Regions from separate parts of the Homo sapiens genome. Here all the other regions are linked to region 4. The links are chromatin loops, found by intact Hi-C in ENCODE. Cell type or tissue: heart left ventricle. All regions are shown on one strand.

The links. A loop is a pair of places that touch in the nucleus more often than their neighbours do. Peaks named below come from ENCODE experiments on the same cell type or tissue, not always from the same donor. Only the 100,000 strongest peaks of a DNase experiment are listed, where the experiment ranks them.
Region 1: it touches region 4 in a loop (2.3-fold over the local background); 8 of 110 quality-filtered maps call a loop at or near these places.
Region 2: it touches region 4 in a loop (6-fold over the local background); 59 of 110 quality-filtered maps call a loop at or near these places.
Region 3: it touches region 4 in a loop (2.8-fold over the local background); 26 of 110 quality-filtered maps call a loop at or near these places.

Annotation. Positions count from the first base shown.
Region 1 is chr16:68,062,981-68,067,980 of GRCh38, forward strand. DUS2 (dihydrouridine synthase 2) reads left to right here. Exons shown (of 17, transcript NM_017803.5): 9 at 3,337-3,402; 10 at 3,586-3,656. Among named protein-coding and RNA genes, the nearest start is that of NFATC3, 20 kb to the right of the region's middle. In heart left ventricle, a CTCF peak has its summit at 1,923; a DNase peak (open chromatin) is centred at 1,911; H3K27ac peaks cover 1,185 bases.
Region 2 is chr16:67,925,983-67,930,982 of GRCh38, forward strand. PSKH1 (protein serine kinase H1) reads left to right here. Exons shown (of 3, transcript NM_006742.3): 3 at 1,343-3,694. The coding sequence ends at 1,660. It overlaps CTRL (chymotrypsin like), which reads right to left. Exons shown (of 7, transcript NM_001907.3): 3 at 4,938-5,000; 4 at 4,744-4,825; 5 at 4,426-4,606; 6 at 4,203-4,336; 7 at 3,592-4,113. The coding sequence ends at 3,952. Among named protein-coding and RNA genes, the nearest start is that of CTRL, 3.4 kb to the right of the region's middle. RefSeq lists enhancers at 990-1,491, 2,864-3,574, 4,337-4,854, 4,855-5,000. In heart left ventricle, a CTCF peak has its summit at 2,697 (motif pointing left); a DNase peak (open chromatin) is centred at 2,669; H3K27ac peaks cover 692 bases.
Region 3 is chr16:67,824,970-67,829,969 of GRCh38, forward strand. It overlaps TSNAXIP1 (translin associated factor X interacting protein 1), which reads left to right. Exons shown (of 16, transcript NM_001288990.3): 7 at 168-303; 8 at 698-867; 9 at 948-1,107; 10 at 1,183-1,313; 11 at 1,468-1,593; 12 at 1,723-1,875; 13 at 1,994-2,103; 14 at 2,280-2,406; 15 at 2,504-2,610; 16 at 2,784-3,099. The coding sequence ends at 3,024. CENPT (centromere protein T) reads right to left here. Exons shown (of 16, transcript NM_025082.4): 12 at 4,796-5,000; 13 at 4,454-4,547; 14 at 3,698-3,874; 15 at 3,505-3,609; 16 at 3,188-3,421. The coding sequence ends at 3,298. Among named protein-coding and RNA genes, the nearest start is that of THAP11, 15 kb to the right of the region's middle. RefSeq lists an enhancer at 521-1,381. In heart left ventricle, no CTCF peak of the experiment used is centred here; no DNase peak of the experiment used is centred here.
Region 4 is chr16:67,670,780-67,675,779 of GRCh38, forward strand. It overlaps GFOD2 (Gfo/Idh/MocA-like oxidoreductase domain containing 2), which reads right to left. Exons shown (of 3, transcript NM_030819.4): 3 at 3,757-5,000. The coding sequence ends at 4,376. Among named protein-coding and RNA genes, the nearest start is that of C16orf86, 6.5 kb to the left of the region's middle. RefSeq lists an enhancer at 2,313-2,372. In heart left ventricle, a CTCF peak has its summit at 2,102 (motif pointing right); DNase peaks (open chromatin) are centred at 2,142 and 3,082; H3K27ac peaks cover 2,017 bases.

The sequences.
Region 1 (5,000 bases), 390 kb after region 4:
CCCAGCAGGGAGGATGTGGTTCACAACATGAGCACACAGGCATTTTTGTTATCCTCCAGCCTCCTCTCTTCTCAGACCCAGGCTGTTGGCTCTGTCCTCTCTACTGCCCCTCTTTGAATAAGGCAGATTTCATCCATGAGGCAGCAGAGATACACTCAACCTCAGAAGCTTAGTTCATTTCACTACTTCTCTGGTTGGGTACTCAGATGGGCCAGGTTGGACTGATAGATGGGGTTTGCCCCATGGTAGGGAGGTTGCAGGCTTCCACAACAAAGCCAGATGTGGCTTAGGTGTAGGGGCTGGATTCAATTCGGGTCCAGACTGTGTTGGCAAGCTGGGTGACCTGGGTGAGAGCTTTGCGGGTCCTTCCAGGCTTGGCGTTTTAGGCCCGTGGTTCCATCTGTGGGAGTATCTCAAGACCACCTCTAGAAATTTTCTCAAGATTCTTGTTTGGGGTTATGAAAAACTTTGGAAATACATAACATTGGTGGTTGTACAACATTGTGAATGTAATTAATGCCACTGAATTATACACTTAAAAATGTTTAAGATGGCAAATTTCATGTTATATATATTTTACCCCAGTTAGAAATAAAGGATGCTATCTGTTGAGAATTCTGCAGACCCTTGGGGTGAGTAGGGGTGGAGAGTGGGATATCAATCTCTTTGAGAAAGCTTCTACCAGGTAACTCTGATATATGCTCCCTGGATTAAGAACCTCAGTTTTATTTTATTTTTTTAAATATTTATTTATTTATTTTGAGAGGGAGTCTTGCTCTGCTGCCCAGGCTGGAGTGCAGTGGTGCGATCTCAGCTCACTGCAACATCCACCTCCTGGGTTCAAGTGATTCTCCTGCCTCAGCCTCTGAATAGCTGAGATTACAGGCATGCACCACAACACCCGGCTAATTTTTGTATTTTTAGTAGGTACGGGGTTTCACCATGTTGTTCAGGCTGGCCTTGAACACCTAACCTCAGGTGATCTGGCCTCCAAAAGTGCTGGGATTACAGGTGTGCGCAGGGCATCCCCCTTGTGTACACTGTACTTGGGCCATGGCTGACAATTGGCAGGGCCAGGACATGAACTCAGGTCTCAGTGCTTTCCAGGCCTATGCTTTCCTATCCTCATCTGCTGCCTCCCAGAAACCAGGGGAGTGAAGGAGACTGCTTTTCTTCAGTTGGCCAGTGGGTCTATTGAGGCAAGCCTGCTTGTAGGTAGATGTGCTGTTCCTCTGCTCAAATATGGACTTGTCTCTCATTCTTTCTCCCCAAAGACTTGGATCTGGAGAGTTGGTGTCCAGGAGAGTGTCATGCTAGAGCCTGGCCAGAAGACAATCTCTAGTTGCCATTTCCCCTCAGTGTGACCCTTGCAAGTGCCTAGGGTTTTTGGTTACCTAATTTCCTTCCTAGTCCTTAACACACACATGAAACACACAGAAATACTGAAGAAAGTACTGAGAGCTACTTGGATAAAATAGCAAAAGGAAGTTCTACAAGACAGAGAATTGGATCAGACCAGCTGGTGTTGCTTAAATCACCAAATGTCAGAGGATTCTAAGTGAGCACTTGTAATGGAACCTTTTAGAGATGTTGCTCTGAGCATGAAGGATGGGACTAGAATGAGAATTTTTATTGTATTTCTTGATGAACCTGTCAGTCCCGCCCTTAAAATGTAAGTGCCTCTTTAAGGCCTGCCAGGGTGACCCTAAGACCTCAGGCCAAGTCTGCCTCCTGGAGCAGCACCTAGAGACTGTTCCTTCCTGCCAGTCCCTGGCATTTGGGCCAGCAGGTCCTGTCTTGCTCATGAACTGTCTGTCAGTCCAGCCTCTTGATCTGATGTCTTCTGGAATGGCCTGCTTCATCCTGTCCCTGATAGGCCTCCACTACTGGTTTTTGCAACCTGGCTCTCTGCTGCCCCCGCCTGTCTAGAATCAAGACTGGCAGCAGCCACCTAGATATCCCCCTGCTCTGCTAGGCAGAGATCCAGTTCTTGGAAGAGGGTTCTTGGGATCATCTTTCCTCCAGCTTGCCTGGCCTGAAATTTCTGATGAGGGAAGAAGATAGCAATGACACAGACATGCAGTGTCATCTACACCTCTCTATCTCTGATTCTTGTGTGGTCTGGTCTTGCTACCTCCCTGTCACTTTCCTGCGTGACTTCTTGATCTTTCTTTGAAATCTTTTGCAATTGCTATGTGATAAGCACTTTTAAATATGTGCTTATCTTATGAGTATGTTGTCTTTTCCTTTGCCAGTTTCACTCATGTATGTCTGACTGCCCTAAAGAGGAATGCAGGCCCCCCTTAAGAGCCTTCCTGTTCCCTCACCCTGTAAGTCCTGGAACAACACTTAGGGAACATTCCCTTCACCCAGGAAAGAAGCTGTCTGCCCCCCCGCTTTTTTTTTTTTTAATAGAAACAGGGATGGGCTAGGTGCAGTGGCTCAAGCCTGTCATCCCAGGACTTTGGGAGGATAAAACAGGTGGATTGCTTGAGCTCAGGAGTTCGAGACCAGCCTGGCCAACATGGTGGTCCCAGCTACTCTGGAGGCTGAAGTGGGAGGATGGCTTGAGCTAGGGAGGCAGAGGTTACAGTGAGCCAAGATTGTGCCACTGCACTCTAGCCTGGGAAACAGAGCCAGACCCTGTCTCAAAACAAAACAAACAAACAAACAAACAAAAAGGAAACAGGGTCTTGCTGTGTTGCCCAGGCTGGTCTCAAACTCCTGGCTTCAAGCAATCTTCCCACCTCAGCCTCTCAAAGTGTTGGGATTACAGGCATAAACCACCACACCCAGTTAGCTATGTGTTCTTTTTTTCTTACTTTTTTTTTTTTTTTAGCCGTGTGTTCTTAACCAAGGCTAGGCCTCAGAATGATTCTGAGGACGGGCTGGAGTGTGTTGGGCAGAGCCTTTTGAAAACACACATTCCTAAGCCCTTCCCCTAGAGACTGACTCAGGAAATAATAGTGTGGAATTCAAGAGTGTGTATTTCTTCAGTTCTCCAGATAATTCTGGTATTTGTCCTGGCAAAGGCTCAGTGAGCTGCACACAGGTGTACACGCGTACCCATTCACTCACTCATTCAGTATATTTGACAAATATGTGTATACCACTAGGTGCCAGGCAGGTGCTGGGGCTCCAGTATAGAACAAAGGCAGGTCCCTTGCCTCATGGAGCTTATGTGTGTATGTGTGTAACAGACACACACATGCATTCACACATATGCAAACTGTTCATGCCACCGGAATGCACAGCCTGTAGCGGAGTTAATTAGTACAGGCAGAGTGATGGTTTGTTCCAGAAGACATAGGTGCTCTTGTGTTTTCCTTTCTGCAGATCCTCAGCACTCTTGTTAAAGGGACACGCAGACCTGTGACCTGCAAGATTCGCATCCTGCCATCGGTAAGGATGGTGTGTTACATATGAAGGTCCATTCTCTCTGGTGATGTTGGATTTAGGTTTGTGAACGATTCTTGAGGTGCTAAATTAGGCTTGGAGGAGAGAGTAGAGCTGAGCCTACTTTAGGAGGCAGCAGCTGCTCCTTCTGGAGCTTCAGTAACCATCCTGTGTGGTCCTCCTCCTCAGCTAGAAGATACCCTGAGCCTTGTGAAGCGGATAGAGAGGACTGGCATTGCTGCCATCGCAGTTCATGGGAGGTGAGTGGTCACCTTTCTAGTGACTGGCAGGGAGGTCCTAACCCATCTTAGTGATCCTTCCTTAATTGATCTGTCACCCCAAGTGACAGCCAATTTCTCTTCTACATATTCAGCCTACCTCTGCCTAGCTCTTTGATATCTTATGAGTCTGGAGGGCAGGCAGACCCTGAATGGGCTTTTGCATTTGCCTTTCTTTCATTCATGGAGTGCCTATTGAGGGTAGGTACTGAGGTTTAGAGACACAGAGAGACTAAGAAAGGAGAAACACCTCTACTATCAGGATGTGTAAATGCTAGAGATTGAGTAATTTGCTCAAAATCATACCATGCAGCCAGTACGTGGTGGAATTCTGACCCTCATGAGAAAAATCTCATTTATTTCCTTCCCTCCCTCCCTCCCTCCCTTCCTTCCTTCCCTCCCTCCCTCCCTTCCTTCCTTCCCTCCCTCCCTCCTTCCTTCCCTCCTTCCTTCCTTCTTTCCTTCCTCCCCTCCCCTCCCCCTCCCTTCTCCCCTCCCTCTCCCATCTCCTCCCCTCTCCCCCCTCCCCTCCCATCTCCTCCCCTCTCCCCTCCCATCTCCTCCCCTCTCCCCTCCCATCTCCTCCCCTCTCCCTTCCCATCTCCTCCCCTCCCCCCTCCCCTCTCCTCTCCCCTCCTCTCCTCTCCTCCTCTTTGTCATTCTGTCACCCAGGCTGGAGTGCAGTAGCGCAGTCTTGGCTCACTGCAATCTCCATCTCCCGGGTTCAAGTGATTCTCCTGCCTCAGCCTCCCGAGTAGCTGAGATTACAGGTGCGCTCCACCATGCCCAGCTAATTTTTATATTTTTAGTAGAGACAGGGTTTCACCACGTTGGCCAGGCTGGTTTCAAACTCCTGATCTCAGGTGATCTGCCCACCTTGGCCTCCCAAAGTACTGGGATTACAGGCATGAGCCACCAGGCCCAGCCTCATTTTCTTTCTATTATATTGAGCAATGACTTCTCCCTTGAATAATCCCAGACAGACTGCTTTGTTTATGTGTTTTTCATTGTTGTTGTTGTTTTTTGAGACAGTCTTGCTCTGTTACCCAGGCTGGAGTGAAGTGGCACAATCATAGCTCACTGCAGCCTCAAACTCCTGGGCTCAAGTAATCCTCCTGCCTCAGCCTCCTGAGTAGCTGAAACTACAGGCACATGCCACCACACCTGGCTAATTTTTTATTTTTTTGTAGTGACGGGATCTCCTTATGTTGCCCAGGCTGGTCTCAAACTCCTGGGCTTAAGTGATCCTCCTGCCTCAGCCCCTCAAAGTGCTGGGATTACAGGCTTGAGCCACCATACCCAACCTATTCTTTTAAAGGCTCTGCC
Region 2 (5,000 bases), 260 kb after region 4:
GTCTCTCAGATCCTCCTGAACCCCCTGGAGGGCATGTTCAGGGGTTCCTCAAGGTGAAGGGTACCATGGGTGGTGAAGGGTACCATGGGTGGAACAGGCAGACCTCACCTGGCAGGAAGGAAAGTGAGGGGATCGTTAGCATCCCTGTTGAGTCATCTGCAGCAGGCTCAGGAAAGGTCCTAGCTGCCTATCCTTGGGGGAGCCTCAGAGCCCGTGCCAGAAGTGTTCCTAGGAGATGCAGGGACGCAAGGACTCACCTGGCTGAGCCCCAAGGCCTGGAAGCAGCTCCAGGAAAGGGCACCCATCCGGCAGCACCGTGGGTTGTTTACTGTCTGAGCCTGTGCCTACTGAGTGCTTCCTGTATGCGCAGCACCAGGCACGGGCTCATCCAGCTCAGCATGATCTCATGGGAATACTAAACGAACATGAAATTGCAGTCTCACGTTACAGCTGGAATAATTGCTGGAAGCACTGGGGGCTAAGAGGGAGTCTGAGCAAGTGTCCTTTACCCTGAGAACCTGAGGATCCAGTCAGGTGAAGACAGCCGTACAACCTGAGGCCCTGAGACAGACAGCTGCTGGGTTCGGGGCTGAGATGAGGCAGCCCGGGGTGCATGTGGCAGAGTGGGCTTTATGGAGTTCCTCCCAGGGGACAGAATGTACTAAAATGAGGCTGGCGCACAGCACTGCCAGGAGCCCTTTGTGGCTTAGAGAAGTAATGCGGGCCAGAGGGTGCCACTGAGAAGGGTCCTGGTTCCTTCCTGGTCCCGGGATCGCCTGCCCTCAGCCGACTGGGAAATCTAGTTGCCTTGAATTGTTTCCTTTCCTCCCCATGCCGGGAGGCAGAGGCAGGGAGCAGTGGTCTTCTGCCACTGCTTCGGCAGTTGGAGAGAGGTTGGATCTTCTCTGTAAGGACTAGGAAGTTCCCCTTTAAGTAGCCTGATCCTGGTCATCCAGAGATTGGAGCTTCAATCTGACTTAGGATGTGGTGGGAAAGTTTGAATCATTCTCTAACAGTCCCCTGAGTTATGATACTCCTGGGACAAGTTCGGGGGGGTCTTGGCAGAGGCCATCTCCCTGAGCCAGGCTTTGGGTCCAGTGCACCATAGAATTTGCTCCCTGGGAGAGTGCACAGGTCCTTTCCTTCCTTGCCAGACTCCATCACCTGGAGAGCAGCCCTTGTTCAGCCTGAGCCAGCGTTGGGCGGGGAGGCCCCAAGTGCTACATGAGAGGAGGGGCAGCACCTCTCTCTGGAAAGGGGAGGGTTGCTGAGTAGTGGCCTCATCCAGATGGGGTGGGCAGTGTCAGATGCTCTCACTCTAATGCTTGTCCTTGGTCTCTAGCCCTGGCCTAGTGTGTCCAACCTGGCCAAGGACTTCATTGACCGCCTGCTGACAGTGGACCCTGGAGCCCGTATGACTGCACTGCAGGCCCTGAGGCACCCGTGGGTGGTGAGCATGGCTGCCTCTTCATCCATGAAGAACCTGCACCGCTCCATATCCCAGAACCTCCTTAAACGTGCCTCCTCGCGCTGCCAGAGCACCAAATCTGCCCAGTCCACGCGTTCCAGCCGCTCCACACGCTCCAATAAGTCACGCCGTGTGCGGGAACGGGAGCTGCGGGAGCTCAACCTGCGCTACCAGCAGCAATACAATGGCTGAGCCGCCTGGCTGTGCACACATGCAGCACGACCCAGCCTGGCCACACACTGTGGTGCCATCTGGGTCCGATGCCCTCTCTGGAGATAGGCCTATGTGGCCCACAGTAGGTGAAGAATGTCTGGCTCCAGCCCTTTCTCTGTGCCTTCAGCAGCCCCTGTCCTCACCATGGGCCTGGGCCAGGTGTGACAGAGTAGAGGTAGCACAGGGGGCTGTGACTCCCCCTGAACTGGGAGCCTGGCCTGGCACTGATACCCCTCTTGGTGGGCAGCTGCTCTGGTGGAGTTGGGAAGGGATAGGACCTGGCCTTCACTGTCTCCCTTGCCCTTTGACTTTTCCCCAATCAAAGGGAACTGCAGTGCTGGGTGGAGTGTCCTGTGGCCTCAGGACCCTTTGGGACAGTTACTTCTGGGACCCCCTTTCCTCCACAGAGCCCTTCTCCCTGGTTTCACACATTCCCATGCATCCTGATCCTTAAGATTATGCTCCAGTGGGAGACCCTGGTAGGCACAAAGCTTGTGCCTTGACTGGACCCGTAGCCCCTGGCTAGGTCGAAACAGCCCTCCACCTCCCAGCCAAGATCTGTCTTCCTTCATGGTGCCTCCAGGGAGCCTTCCTGGTCCCAGGACCTCTGGTGGAGGGCCATGGCGTGGACCTTCACCCTTCTGGACTGTGTGGCCATGCTGGTCATCGGCTTGCCCAGGCTCCAGCCTCTCCAGATTCTGAGGGGTCTCAGCCCACCGCCCTTGGTGCCTTCTTTGTAGAGCCCACCGCTACCTCCCTCTCCCCGTTGGATGTCCATTCCATTCCCCAGGTGCCTCCTTCCCAACTGGGGGTGGTTAAAGGGAGCCCCACTGCTGCTACCTGGGGAATGGGGCACCTGGGGGCCAAGGCAGAGGGAAGGGGGTCCTCCCGATTAGGGTCGAGTGTCAGCCTGGGTTCTATCCTTTGGTGCAGCCCCATTGCCTTTTCCCTTCAGGCTCTGTTGCTCCCTCCTCTGCAGCTGCACGAAGGCGCCATCTGGTGTCTGCATGGGTGTTGGCAGCCTGGGAGTGATCACTGCACGCCCATCGTGCACACCTGCCCATCGTGCACACCCACCCATGGTGCACACCTGTAGTCCTCCATGAGGACATGGGAAGGTAGGAGTTGCCGCCCTGGGGGAGGGTCCCGGGCTGCTCACCTCTCCCCTTCTGCTGAGCTTCTGCGCACCCCTCCCTGGAACTTAGCCATACTGTGTGACCTGCCTCTGAAACCAGGGTGCCAGGGGCACTGCCTTCTCACAGCTGGCCTTGCCCCGTCCACCCTGTGCTGCTTCCCTTCACAGCATTAACCTTCCAGTCTGGGTCCCACTGAGCCTCAAGCTGGAAGGAGCCCCTGCGGGAGGTGGGTGGGGTTGGGTGGCTGCTTTCCCAGAGGCCTGAGCCAGAACCATCCCCATTTCTTTTGTGGTATCTCCCCCTACCACAAACCAGGCTGGAACCCAAGCCCCTTCCTCCACAGCTGCCTTCAGTGGGTAGAATGGGGCCAGGGCCCAGCTTTGGCCTTAGCTTGACGGCAGGGCCCCTGCCATTGCAGGAGGGTTTGGTTCCCACTCAGCTTCTGCCGGTCGGCAGCCTGGGCCAGGCCCTTTTCCTGCATGTGCCACCTCCAGTGGGAAACAAAACTAAAGAGACCACTCTGTGCCAAGTCGACTATGCCTTAGACACATCCTCCTACCGTCCCCAATGCCCCCTGGGCAGGAGGCAGTGGAGAACCAAGCCCCATGGCCTCAGAATTTCCCCCCAGTTCCCCAAGTGTCTCTGGGGACCTGAAGCCCTGGGGCTTACGTTCTCTCTTGCCCAGGGTGGGCCTGGTCCTGAGGGCAGGACAGGGGGTTTGGAGATGTGGGCCTTTGATAGACCCACTTGGGCCTTCATGCCATGGCCTGTGGATGGAGAATGTGCAGTTATTTATTATGCGTATTCAGTTTGTAAACGTATCCTCTGTATTCAGTAAACAGGCTGCCTCTCCAGGGAGGGCTGCCATTCATTCCAACAGTTCTGGCTTCTTGCTGTAGGACCAAGGGGTTGCCCTGGAGGAGGGGTGGGGGCCCCGGCCTCGGCATGGCTACTCTAGGAAGAGCCACTGCTACTCAAGGAGTCACTCAGCCCCTTCTGTGCCAGAAGTCCAAGTAGGGAGTCGGACCCTCAACAGCCTCTTCTTTCTCCTGAGCCAGGAAGACAGACATGAATGCATGATGGGACAGGGCCTGGGTCTTTAATGGGTTGAGCTGGGGAGGGCCTGTGGTGAGCTCAGTTGTAGGCTATGACCTGGTTGATCCAGGTGCTGAACTTGCTAACTCGAGTATACACAGCAGGTGCGCGCACATTGCAGTTTTTGGTGCCCCAGGAGACAATACCAATAAGCACCCATGTGTTTCCCTTCTGGCAGACAAGAGGGCCTCCGGAGTCACCCTGAGAGGGAAGAGGGAGGGAGAATTGAGTAGGGGGGGTTGGGGAGGTATACCACAGGACAGCGCAGAGGAGCGGGTGCTGGGGCTTACCTGGCACGAGGAGGCACCTGCGCCACCTGCACAGATCATGGAGTCAGTGATACTTGAGCCCCAGTACTGCCGGCACTGATTCACAGTGACCAGGGGCAAAGCCACCTGCTGCAGATGTGCTGGTGTCACATTGCCTGTGGGCCAGGAGGGGTGGTCACATGGGGCCCAGAACACTGGTCCCCACCCCAGTCCTCCCACCCTGAGCTTTGGCCTGAGTCCCTACCCACGCCACTGAGGCGACCCCAGCCGGTGGTGACACACGTGAGGCCTTCAGTCAGAGCCTCGTTTGAGGATGCCAGGCAAACTGGCGAGATGCGTGTTGTGTACTGGGCTGGCGAGGCGAGCTTCAGCAGCGTCACGTCATTGTTCATGGTGGTAGAGTTCCAGCTAGGGTGTGTAATGGCCTGTGGGGTCAGAAACAGTCCATGTTCTGATGGGTGCTGAGCAGGGTAGGCCAGGGCATGTCCTGAATTCCTCGTTCCCAGCACCCACCCACCTGCACTGCCCACTTTTCCTCCGTGTCTGCAGCCCAGGCACTCACCCGAGAGACGGACAGAACCTGCAAGGGCTCTGCGTTTGATGATCGGTCATACTCGCCCAGGACAACAAAATGGCGGCCAGGGCTGCAAGGGGGTGGGATTAGGCAGCTGCAGGGAGGCCAGCGCGAGAGGGGGACAGCCAGGGGAGGAGGCAGGAAGAGGCGAGGGGCGGGGCAGGTGGAATGCAGGCACTCACCTGACATTGCAGTGGGCAGCAGTGACCACCCAGGACTGGCTGATGAGAGAACCACCGCAGAAG
Region 3 (5,000 bases), 150 kb after region 4:
TTGGCACCTTGCCGAATTCTCAGAAATGGCCAATCTCCTTCTTCTTTCACCTTTCCTGTTCACAGTCCCTGATGGGGCCCCCCAGAACCCAGCCCACTCCCTGGGGTGACCAGCTGCATACAGGGGTCCAGGGGCAGCCCCTGACCACACAGCCACCTTCTTGCCAGGTGACCAAACTGAGGAAGAACTTGGCTGAGGAGTACCTGCACTACCTCAGTGAGCGAGATGCCTGTAAGATCCTCATCGCAGACCTGAATGAGCTGCGGTACCAGCGGGAGGACATGTCATTAGCCCAGTCGCCAGGTAAGCCTGAATTGGGAATCGGGTTTCTCTCTTCTCTGAGACGCTGGAAGACTCTGGTCTCACCCCTAAGCCCCATTCATTCAGCATTCCTAAGACCTGCTCATTCCATAACCATTCAGAGGGGAGATGTCCCTGCCTCCCGCAGGGCTGTGTATCTTCTGAGTTGAACTGAGAATTGTAGGAACACAGTTGGTAGCTGAGGCAGCCTAGGCTCCCAGTGGGCTGGACAGGCCTGGTACTCAGTTTCCTGGGCTTCTAGACTTTAGCCTGAAACCCTAGGCTGGTAGTGCTGTGGGCAAGAACCAGGGAACCCCAAACAGGAAGGGCAGAGGGCTTCAGGCAACCCCTGAGAAAGCCACGGTGACACGGGCTGGTGGGCCCCTTCCCCTGGCAGGCATCTGGGGGGAGGACCCTGTGAAGTTAACCCTGGCTCTTAAGATGACCCGGCAAGACCTGACCCGCACGCAGATGGAACTCAACAACATGAAGGCCAACTTTGGAGATGTGGTCCCCAGGAGGGACTTTGAAATGCAGGAGAAGACCAACAAGGATCTTCAGGAGCAGGTGCTGGCAGGCAGGCAGGGCCAGGAGGGTAGGACGGGGTCTCACAGGTGGGGGGCCAGGGCCAATGTCCTTGCCCACAGCTGGACACCCTGAGAGCCAGCTACGAGGAGGTTCGCAAGGAGCATGAGATCCTCATGCAGCTGCACATGAGCACGCTGAAGGAACGGGACCAATTCTTCTCTGAGCTGCAGGAGATCCAGCGCACTTCCACGCCGCGGCCTGACTGGACCAAGTGCAAAGGTGAGGGCAGCCGGCAGGGCCCCAGGTCCTGCTTACATGTGGGCCCAGACTCCAGCTCCCTCTCCCCACATGCAGATGTGGTGGCTGGGGGCCCAGAGCGCTGGCAGATGCTGGCTGAGGGCAAGAACAGCGACCAGCTGGTGGACGTGCTCCTGGAAGAGATTGGTTCGGGGCTGCTGCGGGAGAAAGACTTCTTCCCTGGTCTGGTAGGGGAGGCCCCAGGAGTGGGGCTTGGGCCAGAGTCAGAACAGCCATGCCCTGCTGCTCAGACAAGCTTTTGGGGAACCAACTGGGGATCTTCCCTGATTGGGGGTGGGGCCACAGATGGGTCCAGAGATGAGCTGATATCCTCCCTCCTAGGGCTATGGGGAAGCCATCCCTGCTTTTCTTCGGTTTGATGGCCTCGTGGAGAACAAGAAGCCAAGCAAGAAGGACGTGGTCAACCTCCTCAAGGATGCCTGGAAGGAACGTCTTGCTGAGGAGCAGGTCAGATCTCACCAGCCACTCTGGCCCAGCATGGTCTTCAGATCCAGAGTCCTCTGCAGGTCCAGAGGTGACAGGGATGAGGGCCAACCAACCGTAAGACTCTGACTGAGCATTTCCTCGATCCCGCAGAAAGAGACGTTCCCAGATTTCTTCTTCAATTTCCTGGAGCATCGCTTTGGGCCCAGTGATGCCATGGCCTGGGCTTATACTATTTTTGAAAATATCAAGATCTTCCACTCCAACGAGGTTATGAGTCAGTTCTATGCAGTCTTGATGGGAAAGGTGAGCTGGGGCCTATTCCCCTTGGGGAGACTGAGAGGGGTCTTTGTCCCTAGCATAGACCAGCTTTGCCCCCACCACTCCCAGGAACAGCAGGTGAATAATGCTTCTCTCCTTATAGCGGAGTGAGAATGTGTATGTCACCCAGAAGGAGACAGTAGCCCAGCTGCTGAAGGAGATGACAAATGCTGACAGTCAGAACGAGGGGCTACTAACCATGGAGCAGTTCAAGTGAGAGGCCAGTCCAGGCTACCCCCAACTCCTACCCAACTATTCCTGCATCTGTAGGGAAAAGGGGCACCTGGTGGGAAGGGCCACAGCCTCGGCACTCACTCCCTTTTGAGCACTAGGGAGAGGCACAAGCAGGCCTCAGCAGGTCCCTGTTGGCCCTCATGTCTCCCCTACAGCACTGTCCTCAAGAGTACCTTCCCTCTCAAGACAGAAGAGCAAATCCAGGAGCTGATGGAGGCAGGGGGCTGGCATCCCAGCAGCAGCAATGCAGACTTGCTCAACTACCGCTCACTGTTTATGGAGGTGGGTGTGTGGGGTCCGGGGACTGGCCTGGCCCCTGCCCTAGCCTTGGCTGGACCCTACCCAATGTGCCCTCCCCCTGACTTGTGGCCCCTCCCAGGATGAGGAGGGCCAGAGTGAGCCCTTTGTGCAAAAACTCTGGGAACAATACATGGATGAGAAGGACGAGTACTTACAGCAGCTAAAGCAGGAGCTTGGCATAGAACTGTGAGTGACCCTCATCCATAGGCGAGTCCCACAGGCTGGGCCCCTGAAGCCCCTGGGTCTCCCTGTGCACCATGCACCATCCACTGCTCAGCCCAGCACAGAGGAGGGCACCTGGGAGTCTGGGGCACGGAGAGGAGGGGTCAGGGCCTGTCACTCTCTTTCCTGTGGGGCAGCCATGAGGAAGTGACTCTGCCCAAGCTGCGAGGGGGCCTGATGACCATCGACCCCAGCCTGGACAAGCAGACAGTGAACACCTACATGAGCCAGGCCTTCCAGCTCCCTGAGTCGGAAATGCCAGAGGAGGGTGACGAGAAGGAAGAAGCCGTGGTGGAAATCCTCCAGACTGCCCTGGAGCGGCTTCAGGTGATTGACATCAGGCGTGTGGGACCTCGAGAGCCAGAGCCTGCAAGCTAGGAACTTGTGGGCAGCCTGCGTACTCCAGTCCTGCTAACCCCTAGCTTTTAATATAAAAGTGTTTGTCTGAATCCATGCCATTCTCCAGACTGTGCTGGGGAGTTGTGGGGGGGAATCAGTCCCTGCCTGGCTGGCCCCAGGACATGCACCAAAATGCAGAATATTCTGTTTATGACACTTTATTGATGCTGGGGGGGTGGGGAGGAGACCTGGAGAAATATGTGGGGGCAAGAGTCCCCAGGTGGGGACAGGGAAAGTGTTGAAGCCTGGCCACTACTGGGCAGGGAAGACAGAGTTGCCACTGTATGCACAGGGGATGAGCAGCTGCCGGTACTCCAGGGGCAGGTGCCGCTCCACTAGCACGTGCAGTGAGACTTGGTCAGTGACCAGGCCCTGCCTGCAGTGGAGGAAGAGAAGGGACAGGCAGAATCAGCACCAAAACTCCCCCAGCCAGCACCCCCACACCTTCCGCCTTCTCACCGCCGCATCAGCAGCTCCAGGTCCTCTGGCTTCACAGTCTTGCGGCCAGCATGAGCAGCAAATACCTCCAGATCATCACAAAGATGCTGGAAATATTTATCTAGGCTGTCAAGAAGGTGGGGATAGAGCAGGCTGAACAGTCTGATCATGACCCGAGGGGTTCCTCTCCCTACCCCATGTGCCCAGGACTCACCACTTCTCCACCATCTCAAGAGCCTTCCTCTCCATGGGCATCTTGGCATAGAAGCTAAAGAGTTTCACATAGTGGCTCAGTCCAGCCTTGTGGGGATCTTGCCGGGGCCTGGGGCCGGTGGTCCGGGGCCTAGGGGGATGCCTGACCAACAGAGGCTCTGCAGGCTCTGAAGATAAGCTGAGGGCAACAGTGGACAGAGGGGGCTGAACTTGCCTCAAGGAGGCTCTTATTCAAGAGCAAGTCTTGCTGGCTTCTGCTGAGGCTGGGGACCACGTGGCCCTTGGCCAGCCAGGACCAGCAGCCCTGACCACCTGCTGAGGGGCAGTTGGGTCAGGGGGCCACATAGAGGCCAGTCTTTCCCTGGGGCTCTGTCCCTCCACAGTCGACTCGACATCCTGGTTCAGACTTATTATCTATATTGGTACCTGCTTGGGTCCATGACTCCAGGCCTTAGAATGGATAGTCTCTCTCCTTACTCTACTGCTGCCTTTCCCGATTCTGCTAATCGTCTTCCAGGAAGCCTTTTCTGACTACAAACCAACCACATACTTTCCCCTCACCCAGGCTCCTCTAAGCCGTGGAGGCAGGCACCAGGATGGCAGGGGTGCTCTTGGTGAGCTCTCCCCAGCCCAGCTGAAGCTGCCCTGCTGGGTAATCATCTGCATACCCGTAGGAAGGGGGAGGACCCTATGTACACAGCATACCCAATGCTCCCTTCCCAAGAGGCCCATGAGGAATGGGGTTGTGGGATCTTACACTGCAGCACCAGGCGCTGGGGCTGGCTCAAGAAACTGATGATGTCGCCTGGCCTGGAGAGACTCAGGGGTGCTGGAGGCCGACTCTGGACTTGCTACAAAGAAGAAGGGTGGGGTCACAGGGATTCCAGGCCTGACCATCTCACCCAGGCCAGCACAGCCACAGTATTTCTGTCCTGTTTCTGGTGGGCCCCACCTAGCTCCAGCCAAGCAGGTGCCCCTCAGTGTCTCCCTGACCCCCTACCACCACCAGTGCCCGGAAACACAACCCAGACAAGGCCTTTCTGTGTGCTAGGGCCTGAACACAGCTGTCACCAGTCACTCCCTGCACTGGGCCTCTTACCTGCCCTGCCAGAGGCATCCTCATCCCCTGAAGATGCTCCTGGCCCGTCAGCCTCAGCAGTCCCCTGGGATCCCTCTGCTTCTGTCACCTCTGTGTGTCCCTCAGCCTCTTCTACCCTGCTGGGTCCTTGTGCTCCTGTTGCCTCCATTTCACTCACACTCACACCTTCTTCTTCCATCTTTTTCTCTGCCTCTTCAACTCCATC
Region 4 (5,000 bases):
GGCTCTCTGGCTAAGGCCGGACCCAAGAAGGCCTCTGTATCTTTGTGCGGTCTCCAGGGCTGGAAGCGTGAACGAGGCCAGCACTGATAAGGAAGAGCTGGTCCTGTCTTCTCACAGGTGAGGCAGGAATTAGAAATCGTGGGAGAACTAGTCTGCAATTCCTGAGGCCTATTACCCAATGGACTTGTCTAAGCAGGGTGGGTAGTAGGAGCTGCAGAAAGGACCAAGTCCCTACTGCTCCTAGAAGCTCGCTGTAAAGAGGAAATGCTACATTATTTAGGGAGACGTGTAGCTGGGCGTGGTGGTCTGTGTCTGTAGTCCCAGATATTTGGGAGGCTGAAGCAGGAGGATCGCTTGAGCCCGGGAGTTCAAGACCAGCCTGGGCAACATTTTTCCCTGTCTCAAGAAGTAAAAATGATGCAGCCATAAAAAAAAGAATGAAATCGCGTCCTTTGCAGCAACATGGAAACGGCTGAGACCATTATCCTAAGAAATTAACACAGGAACAGGAAAGCAAATAGCACACGTTCTCACAAGTGGGAGCTACACATTGGGTACACATGGACACAAACATGGGAAACACAAACATGAGACTATGAGAGGGGGCAGAGAGGGGGTGGGGTGATTGTTGAAAAAACCTATTTACTATGTTCACTACCTGGGTGATGAGACCAATCGTCCCCCAAACCTCAGCGTCACACAGTATACCCATGTAACAAACTTGCACATGTACCCCCCGAATGTAAAATAAAAGTTGAAATTATATATTCAAAACAAGTGGCCAGGTGCAGTGGTTCATGCCTGTAATCCTAGCACCTTGGGAGGCTGAGGGGGGCACGGATCACTTAGGCCAGAAGTTCAAGACCAGCCTGGACTATGTGGTGAAACCCCGCCTCTACTAAAAATACAAAAATTAGGCTGGGGGCGGTGGCTCATGCCTATAATCCCAGCACTTTGGGAGGCCGAGGTGGGTGGATCACGAGGTCAGGAGTTCGAAACCAGCCAGCCTGGCCAACATGGTGAAACCCTATCTCTACTAAAAATACAAAAAAATTAGCTGGGCACTGGTGGCATGTGCCTGTAATCCCAGCTACCTGGGAGGCTGAGGCAGGGGAATTGCTTGAACCAGGGAGGTGGAGGTTGCAGTGAGCTGAGATTGCGCCACTCCATTCCAGCCTAGGCAACGAGAGCAAAACTCCATCTCAAAAAGAAACAAACAAACAAAATTAGCCAGGTGTGGTGGTGGGCGCCTGCAGTCCCAGCTACTTGGGAGGCTGAGGCAAGAGAATTGCTTGAACCGGGGAGGTGGAGGTGGCTGTGAACCAAGGTGACGACACTGCACTCCGGCCTGGGTGACAGAGTGAGACTCTGTCAAGAAAAGAAATAAATAAAGAAAGGAGGGAGGGAAGGAAGGGAGGGAGGGAGGGAGGGAAAGAGAAAAAAGAGAGAAAAAAAGGAAAAGAAAGAAAGAAGACAAGAAAAGAAAAAAGAAAAGAAAAGGAGAGGGAGAGAGGGAGGGAGGGAGGGATGGAGGGACATGCAACCTCAGCTCAACTGAGGACCAAGGCTGTGGAACCACAGGTTGGGAGGTGGCTACTTTGCTGAAGTCAGAAGTGGTGACCGGGCAGTCCTCCAGCTGACTCCTGAGAGAGAGAGGTGGTGCCTTCCAGGCAGAGGACATGCCAGGGACAAAGCCCTGCTAGTATGGAAGCTGCCACCTCTGCAGGAGGGCTCTTAGTGTGGCTGGAGAGGAGGGCATGGCCATATGGAAACCAGGTTGGTCAAGTCCGGGGGTGAGGAGGAAGGGTGTGGATAGGGAGGGATCTTGGCGTGACATTCAGGAGAGGCTGCTTGGCCAGCAGGGTGATGGGCAGAACAGGAAAGGAAGTGGCTGCCATCGTCTAGGTGAAAACAGTCCTGGATTTGGCTGGAGGTTGAAGAATAAGCGACAGGTATTTGGGAAGTTCTCTTCTGGTTGCTGTATCTGACGAGCCAAGCTAACTGCATTTTTACTGTCCTGGAAAAACTTTATTTTGACCTGAGGAAGAGCTGGTAACATCCTGAGATTTGGAAACAGGTCCTGGGAGATGCTACTGCCTTCTTCCAGGAGGGGGTGCTGCCGGACAAGTCTAGAACCAGTGTGGGTTCAGTCACCCATGGAGACCAGAACCCTGTGGGCTCCCTTGGCCACAGGCATCTGGGCACATCTGTCTTCCCCATCCCCAGTGTGGGACTGACCAGCTCTGATGCCCAGGATAACTCGATGGTAAAGACGTCTGAGGGAAGGGGCCATGCACCACTCTGGCCGTGAATCTAGGCTCTGGGGATTCCCTCAGAGGAACCGGGGTCCTCATTAAAGCAGCTCTGCATTCAGCCCACTGCAGTACCCTCCCCCCAGCACATTCTGGGAACCCGAGTGCCATTCTGGGTTGGCCACATGGCCCTTTCTTATGTGGGAGCATCTAAGTCAGGCTTGTGCTTTCCTGGTCAATTCCCACATTTCAGAGTGACCTCGACATCCTAGCAACACATGGGAGGACTGAGCTGAGCTAACTGTCCCAGGGACAAGGGGGCAGCCTCCCCTTTAACCTTCGGTGTCCTGCCTGGTGGTGGGTGCTATCTGCATTTCACCTCCTAGTTCAGGCCAGGCCGAGGCTCCTGCCACAGGGAGGGGCAATGCCGGGCCCTCAGGTCTGAAGATTCCCAAATGCTGGGAGGAAGCGTGGTTCAAGGTCAGGCTCTGTGGTTAGATGGTCCTGACCAGGCTCCTGGCTCCATCATGTACAATCTACAGGAGGCAAGTAGCTTTGCCCTCTGTGCCTCCATTTTATGATCTGAATGATGAGAATATTTACCGTCAGAGAGTGGTTTGGAGGTTAAGGGAAATAATAACATACACGTTTGCCCTGAGGGTCAGCATGCAGTAGGCACACTCCAACCCTATCCCTTGTTATTCCCTCTCACAAGGACATCTGAATCCAGGAAATTACAGGAAAACAAGCCTGGTGACGTCTAGAAGCGGTGCCAAGAGGAAGAGGAAGCCCTCCCTGGGCTTTTCTGGCAAGGAGCCCAGGGCAGGGAAGAGGGCGGAAGGTTAGAGAAGGGAACAGAACTTGGTCCAGGCTGAACGATCCTGGCAGGCTGGTCAAACAAGCAAAGGGGAACGCATGTCTTTTCTCAACACCGTGCCCCCCCGCCCCCACCCCCCGCCGCCTCTGGCAGAGCTGGGTAGAAGGCTGGCCCTGTGCAGAGCACAGTCAAGAGCATGGTGGGTGATTGGCCCTCGGGTCCAGCCACAGCTGCTCCATGGGGCACGCCTGGAGCTCTTCCTCCTCCTCCTCACCCTGTGCCACCTCCCTGAAACCACTCCTCCCCGCCACCTCAAGAGCACTCTGGCAGCCAACACCGTGACATTAAGAACAGAACCCCTCCTAACCTCCACCCCAGTGAGGCCCCAAACTCTCCCGCTATCTGCTGAGACGGCAGGCCCAGCAGCAGCCCATTAGGAAGTCCTGAGTCCTGTTCTCTGAGGAAATCTTTTCTTCTGAGGCTCCTGGGATTTGGCTATGAGGGAACAGGCAGGAGACGAGGGCTGGCAGGGGCAGCGGCCCGTGTGGCACAGTTGGCGGTGATGACCCACGCTGGCTCCGAGCTGCTGTGGAGCAATGAGTAGAGAAAAACCCCCTACCAGCCAGAAACAAGCCTTTCAGTATTAAAGAAACCCAACCTACCAAACAAAAACCACATGCCATGTCCTATTTTCTGAATTATTTATTAACATTTCTCAGATGTTCTAAAGCCCTCCCTTGCCTCCTCTCTGCCAAACCAGGGCCCTCTGTCCTACTTCAAAAGCCCAAGAGCTCACTTAATAAAGCAAGCCCCAGTCCCCACCTGGGAAGGGCCTGGTCACATGGGAGGGCAGGTGAGGGTCCCTGAGGGACAGCTTGTTGCCCTCACTGTTCCTGAGATGCCCCAGCCCAAGAACGAAACAAAACTTCTCATCATTTCTCCTCAGGCCTCAGCCGAGCTGGCCCCTCTTGTGCTTTCTCACCCTGTTAGGACTGCGGATCAGGCTGAAGGGCTCCCCAGGGTGAGCCTTTCCTGGTCCGACTCACTGGCATCACCATGAGGAGGCCTGGCGGCAGCTCTGCCCTGTGCACACCGTGGTAACCTGGCAACAGGAACATTTGCCACCCTGCAAGTCTGAGGAGCAGATGAGCCACTGGAGGGGGCGAAGTCCCAGAGCCACCTCTGGCTTCACCCAGACTCATTAAATGAAAGACACTGTCTCTGCTAGGGCCAAGTCCCTGTCATGTCTGGCTCCTGTTCCCCTCCCTGGTCCCTCTGCCCTGTGGCAAGGAGCCCAGGTGCAGGCTCATAGGTTGTTCCGCTGAAGTGCCTCACACAGGTTCTGGTTGGTGTCGGGCTCCTCCGTCAGCACCTCCACAGCCTCCCACTCCCCGGATCGGCTCGACCTCTTGATGGCATCCACCACGCTCTGCATGTACAGCCCATCCTCGAAGGAGGCGGCCATGGAGACAGGGGTGCGGTCCCAGGTGCGGCGGTCGCCCTGCCCCTGGAAGGACTGGCGCAAGGCCTGCACCATGTAGACCATGCCCTTCAGGTACAGCAGCGGGACATCCTGGGGCCCCTGCTCAGGCAGTCCTGCGCCCACTGCCAGCGAGTCCCTCAAGAGCAGCTCCTCTTGCGTGGCAGAGTTCTTCTGCCCATAGAGGTCGGCTCCCCGGGCGACGAGGCGTCCTGCAGAGCCTACCACCATGACTTCATGCACAAAGGCGCCTGGCATGTTGAAGTTGAGTGTCACTGTGCTACACACACCCCCACCCATGAGCATCTGGAAGAAACAGAAGTCATCGCTAGTGACGTGCCGGATGCCACGGATGGCAGCGTTCTGCCTCACGAATGTCTTGAGCAGCCCGTGCACCTTCTCGGCTCTCCGGCCGGTCAGGTGGGTCAGCAGGTCCACAATGTAGGTCCCC